Linked DNA regions of Homo sapiens: region 1 is linked to region 2. Evidence: chromatin loops called from intact Hi-C (ENCODE). Cell type or tissue: lower leg skin. All regions are shown on one strand.

The links. Hi-C counts contacts between places; a loop is a spot of excess contacts. Peaks named below come from ENCODE experiments on the same cell type or tissue, not always from the same donor. Only the 100,000 strongest peaks of a DNase experiment are listed, where the experiment ranks them.
Region 1: it touches region 2 in a loop (3-fold over the local background); 1 of 110 quality-filtered maps calls a loop at or near these places.

What each region holds. Positions count from the first base shown.
Region 1 is chr6:14,909,603-14,912,102 of GRCh38, forward strand. All of the region lies in intron 2 of LOC105374945 (a long non-coding RNA gene), which reads right to left. Among named protein-coding and RNA genes, the nearest start is that of JARID2-DT, 330 kb to the right of the region's middle. RefSeq lists enhancers at 1,021-1,080, 1,771-1,830. In lower leg skin, no CTCF peak of the experiment used is centred here; a DNase peak (open chromatin) is centred at 1,229.
Region 2 is chr6:14,443,715-14,446,214 of GRCh38, forward strand. The region is part of intron 2 of LOC105374942 (a long non-coding RNA gene); the gene reads right to left. All of the region lies in intron 1 of LOC101928331 (a long non-coding RNA gene), which reads left to right. Among named protein-coding and RNA genes, the nearest start is that of LINC01108, 160 kb to the left of the region's middle. In lower leg skin, no CTCF peak of the experiment used is centred here; no DNase peak of the experiment used is centred here.

The DNA.
Region 1 (2,500 bases), 470 kb after region 2:
AAACAGAATACTTGTATAGTCTGGAATTATCTCCCCACATTGTACTTATTAATTGCAAAGGGAAAAATAATAATTTTACAATATAGAAACCTGGTAGACGAATAAAGTGATCAAAATCTATCCTCTATAATGAGACAAACTGACATTATAAGTCTTCTATATAAAACACTGAGAAGTGCTTTAAATCTTTGATATAAAACATGACCCTGACCAGGCATAGTGGCTCACACCTGTAATCCCAGCACTTTGGAAGGCCGAGGTGGGTGGATCACCTGAGGTCAGGAGTTCGAGACCAGCCTGGCCAACACGATGAAACCCTGGCTCTACTAAAAATACAAAAATTAGCCAGGTGTGAGGGAAGGTGCCTGTAATCCCAGCTACTCAGGAGGCTGAGACAGGAGAATCACTTGAACCTGGGAGGCGGAGGTTGCAGTGAACAGAGATCATGCTGCTGCACTCCATCCTGGATGACAGAGCGAGACTCCATCTGTTCTGTAGATCTGAAATTAGTTCAAAATGTAGATGTTTAGGAAATAAATTAACTGAACCCTGATTCATGGATGTATTATGATTTTCTCATTGTATAGACCTGACACAAATTAGGTACATTCTATGGCACATCTCATTTAGGGAAATTAAAGGGAAAAAGGTACATTCGGGAAAAGGTGAGCACAGGGATGAAGACACCATCTCCATATCCCTCGGCTGCTTCATTAACAGCCTGTTATTTTACAGCGAGGCCAGTGACACCTTGTCTATGCTTGAGTTTTCTCCACAACACAAGCAAAGTATGATGAACAGTATGATGCGGTACTAGCTCCACAGTACCATGGGAACTAGCTAGAGATTTCTCACCTGCTCCTTCATGTAACCTTTTGGCTTTTTGTTCCTGTCCTCTATTTATGAAAGAAGTAAAATGATAAGAAAGCATGCACAGTTTGTGATAGTGGATTAGCAGGTCACAAGCAGGTCTGTCTACCCTCCTTCCAGGACATCCGAGTTTCACCTTTGAAATTACAATGGTGGATCTGTCCCCTCCCCGATCTAACATTTTAATGTCCTCCTTTAGGCTTTAGACATCAGTGTCCAGACGTCCTATGAGTGGAGTCTCCAGCACCCACAGAAGTGGCTCCCTGTTGTCCCTGTGGTTCCCCAAATGTCACTGCTCTTCCCCAGCAAGAATTTGGCCGTGGCTTGATCCGAAGCAGCTGTTGCATGGCGCAACAGTGCAGAACAGTTTGGGACAGGAAGTGAAAGAGACCACATCCTCTTGAAACTGCAGGGAAAGTTTATTAGGCCTCGTATCATGGCTTCACATTGTTAGGAAGTGGCAGTTGGACTCTCCTCTGCCTCAGGAGTTTGGATGAGGCATTGGTCACTGTGTTGTCTGCCTCTTGACTTTCATCTGGAGAAGAATGCCAATGCCTACCCCGGCGCTTGACCAGAAAACTCCTTAGACAGTCACTCTGAAGGCTCCTAGAAAGTGAAAATCGTGAAAACGTATTGAAGGCCTGCTATGCCTCTGTCTGAGCACTTAAAACACTTAGAATTTGAGAATCCTGGAGCCACTTAAAATTGGCCTTGGAGTCTGATATGGTTTGGCTCTGTGTCTCCACCCAAATCTCATGTCGAATTGTAATCCCCAGTGTTGGAGGAGGGGCCTGGTGGGAGGTGACTGGATCATGGGAGTGGATTTCCCCTTTGCTGTTCTTGTGAGAGTGAGAGTTCTCACAAGGTCCGGTTGTTTAAGGGTGTAGCATCTCCCCCTTGTCTCTCTTCCTCCTGCTCTGGCCGTAGAAGACGTGCCTGCTTCCCCTTCCCCTTCTGCCATGATTGAAAGTTTCCTGAGGTCTCCCCAGCCATGCTGCCTGTACAACCTCTGGAACCATGAGCCAATTAAACCTCTTTTCTTTATAAATTACCCAGTTTCAGGTATTTCTTTATAGCAGTGCAAGAACAGACTAATACAGAGCCCATTTCACCCAATCTGACAATCTAGTTGCAGACAAAACATACACACTAGCAAATATCCTTGCAGTTCCAGGCCATGAATTTAAGAAGTCAGATGTACGGTAGCAGTCGTTAAGTGCAGGAGGCACAGGAAAAGCTGTGATTATGGAAATCTTAGGACTGCCCTCCTATACCCAAAGAGAGGAAGGTGAGGAACCCTGTCCCCAAAACCTTAATTTCCAGAACAAGCCCTCCACCTGAGGAAACAGGAATTAACAGGCAACAAAGATAAAAGGGGAGATGGGTTCAGGGTCTTAGGGCTAGGGAAGGAGAGGAGCAGGTGGCAAGTTGAGAGGGAAGGTTTAATAACATGAGATTGCCTCGGTTCAACAAAGAAGCTCCTAATCTCGAAGCTGAGTCTCTTACACATGTGAGTTTTTAATCAGAGGCCCCAAAACAGTAATCAATCTGTAGTTTCCACCAACACAAATGAGACGCATGGGAAGGAAGGAAGTAGGAAAGAAGTATTGCTTTGTTTTTGGTTTGTTGG
Region 2 (2,500 bases):
TTCTGTCAGGTGGGCATCAGCTGTGCCCATCCAGTCTGCTGGGCACTCACATCTTCCAGCTGAGGCCCATGGCCCTCCAGTCACCAGAGCCACTGAGCTGCCTATTGTTGACAGGAAGGAGGGAGGGGGCCTCTGTTCCTCTGTGTGATTTTCTGTTGGAGATATTTTTTTAAAGCATTCAAGCTTATGCACTAATGTTTTCTAGGGCTTTAATGGAACGCCATTTCTATTGTTTTGTTTTCTTTCCCTTTAAAAAGCTCCCCTTCTCCCCATGGGAATTACACCTGCATCCACCAGGGCCCCACGGGGGAACCATCCCTTGTTCAGAGCCTACCAGCTCCCTCAGGCCTCTGCTCTGGTCCTGTTAGTGCTATTTCCCCAGCATCAGAACACTGTGCAGCACCTGGCCCAGGCCCTATCCACAATTCTAAAATCCCCAAACCTCTGAAAACACAAAAATTTTTATAAACACCTTGGTGGCAAAACATGAAGTGAAGTAAGGTGGCATTTATCCCACTTAGTGTGAATATTCATACATTTGGCTGAGACAGGACTGTGGAAATACCGTGTTTGATTTGCAAAGTGTTGCCTCCAACCCCTCTAGGGATGTTATATAATATTTGGTTTATGCACATTGCCTTTCTCAAATCTGAAAATTTCTGAGTTCTAAAACACATCTGGCCTCAAGGGCTTCTGATATGTGCTTGTGGACTTAGGCACATGTCAATAAATACGTGCTGAATGCACTTCTGAACTCCTCCTTCTTTCCCACCTCCAGGGCTTTGTTACAGGGTCAACTTCTCGATGCTTGGCTCCTTCCTGTCTGATAAGAACCATCCCTCAGCCTTCAGACAAACAGGTGTTAAGTATCTTTTCCTCATCTATCCTAGGCTTGTGGCTTAGATCCCTCTAACACAAGACAAATTAACAAGGGTAAAACATACACATTTCTTTAATATAAGTTTTACATGACATGGAAACTTCAAAAATGAAGACCCACCCCCCAAACAGAGAAACCTGTGTATTTTCATGCTCAGGTTTGATGAAAGTGTGATTGGACAAAGGGAGTATGATGTCATGGTAATAAATGGGGGGGAACTTAGCAAGGTCTGTTTGTCCATATTCTTCGTGGTGTTTCTGTGTCTTCCTTCCTTTTCTCTGGGAGTAAGGAGGGCACTTGTCACATGAGGTCTTATGACCTGCTTCAAGGTAGAAGGGAGAATACATGTAAAAGTGAACTTCCTGCTTCTGTGCTTTTCCCAAATGCCAAGTTGCTATATTTTAAGGTAGCGTGTCCTGAACCCCATCACAGGCTTTTGGTAGGCCTGCCCAGGTTCAGTATGACCACTGGGGGTGATCCACACGTGAACCAAAGCCAGATCCCAACTACACATGGGAGTTTCCTAAAAAGAAATCCACCCTTAACATCATATTAGGAAAAAATAAGATCGAATATTTTCAGATCTGAGCAGGCATTCAGGTCTACTCAGCAGAAAAAATTTTTTTGAAGAAATGTAATCTAGTAGCAGTCATTTATAGACATCCTGAATACAGACATTTATCCACACTCCAGTCACACCGAATCAGTTTCAGATGGGAGTTCTAGAATCCTCTTATTAGTATTATTTTAATCTTTCTCTCTTTTTCCTCCTCACTCTTCTGCCCAAGGTCCGGAGTCTAGTCTCCTTGTATCCCAGAGGGACGTGGTTAGGTTTATTCTGCAGCTGAAGAAGCTCATGCTTCAGGGCCTGTCACTAACTGAAGCCTCTTCCAAGCCCTGCACCTCCTTTTGTATTTGAATTTATGAGTTCTACTCCTTCAAAATGACCTCCCGAGTTAATTACGCTCTAGATCACACAAAACATGACCCCTCCCCTGGGAGATGACAGGTATTGCTGGTCCCAAAGGGAAACCATGGGTAGCTCCCTGTAGTCTTTTCCCATCTTCAGGATGGAGCATCTATAAGACAACCCTTCCTCATGTTAATAATGATGGATTTCTCACTGCATAACTTGGATATTTCATGCTAAAATACTCCCCCACTTCCAGGAATCAGAGGCCTAAGAAAGGGAAAGTCTATACACCTCCCTGAGATAGGGATTTTTACCTCTCATTCGTAGATAAGAACAATGATGCTCAAAGAGCTTGACAAGTCATTTATCTAAGATCATGCAGCTGGTAAGAGATCCAGTCAGAATTTGAACCCAGGTCCTAAACTCCTAAACTGGTGTTTCTTATTTTATCCTGTGTTCCTAATTCATCAGAGGCAACCATTTGAAGAAAGAAATAATCTGGATCCTTCGTTTCAGAGTTAGGTAACTGAACATGCACTTGAGCCTTACAGAGTAACCTAGCCCCAATAGTGCCAACATTTTTAGTGAACACAAAGATAAGTTTTGAGGCTTTCTCCCCTTGAGTTTTGAGGCTGCTTTCTCCCCTTTCACTTTTTTTTTATACCAATGTATGTTTCAGCAGGAAACGTATAGGATAAAATCCTTAT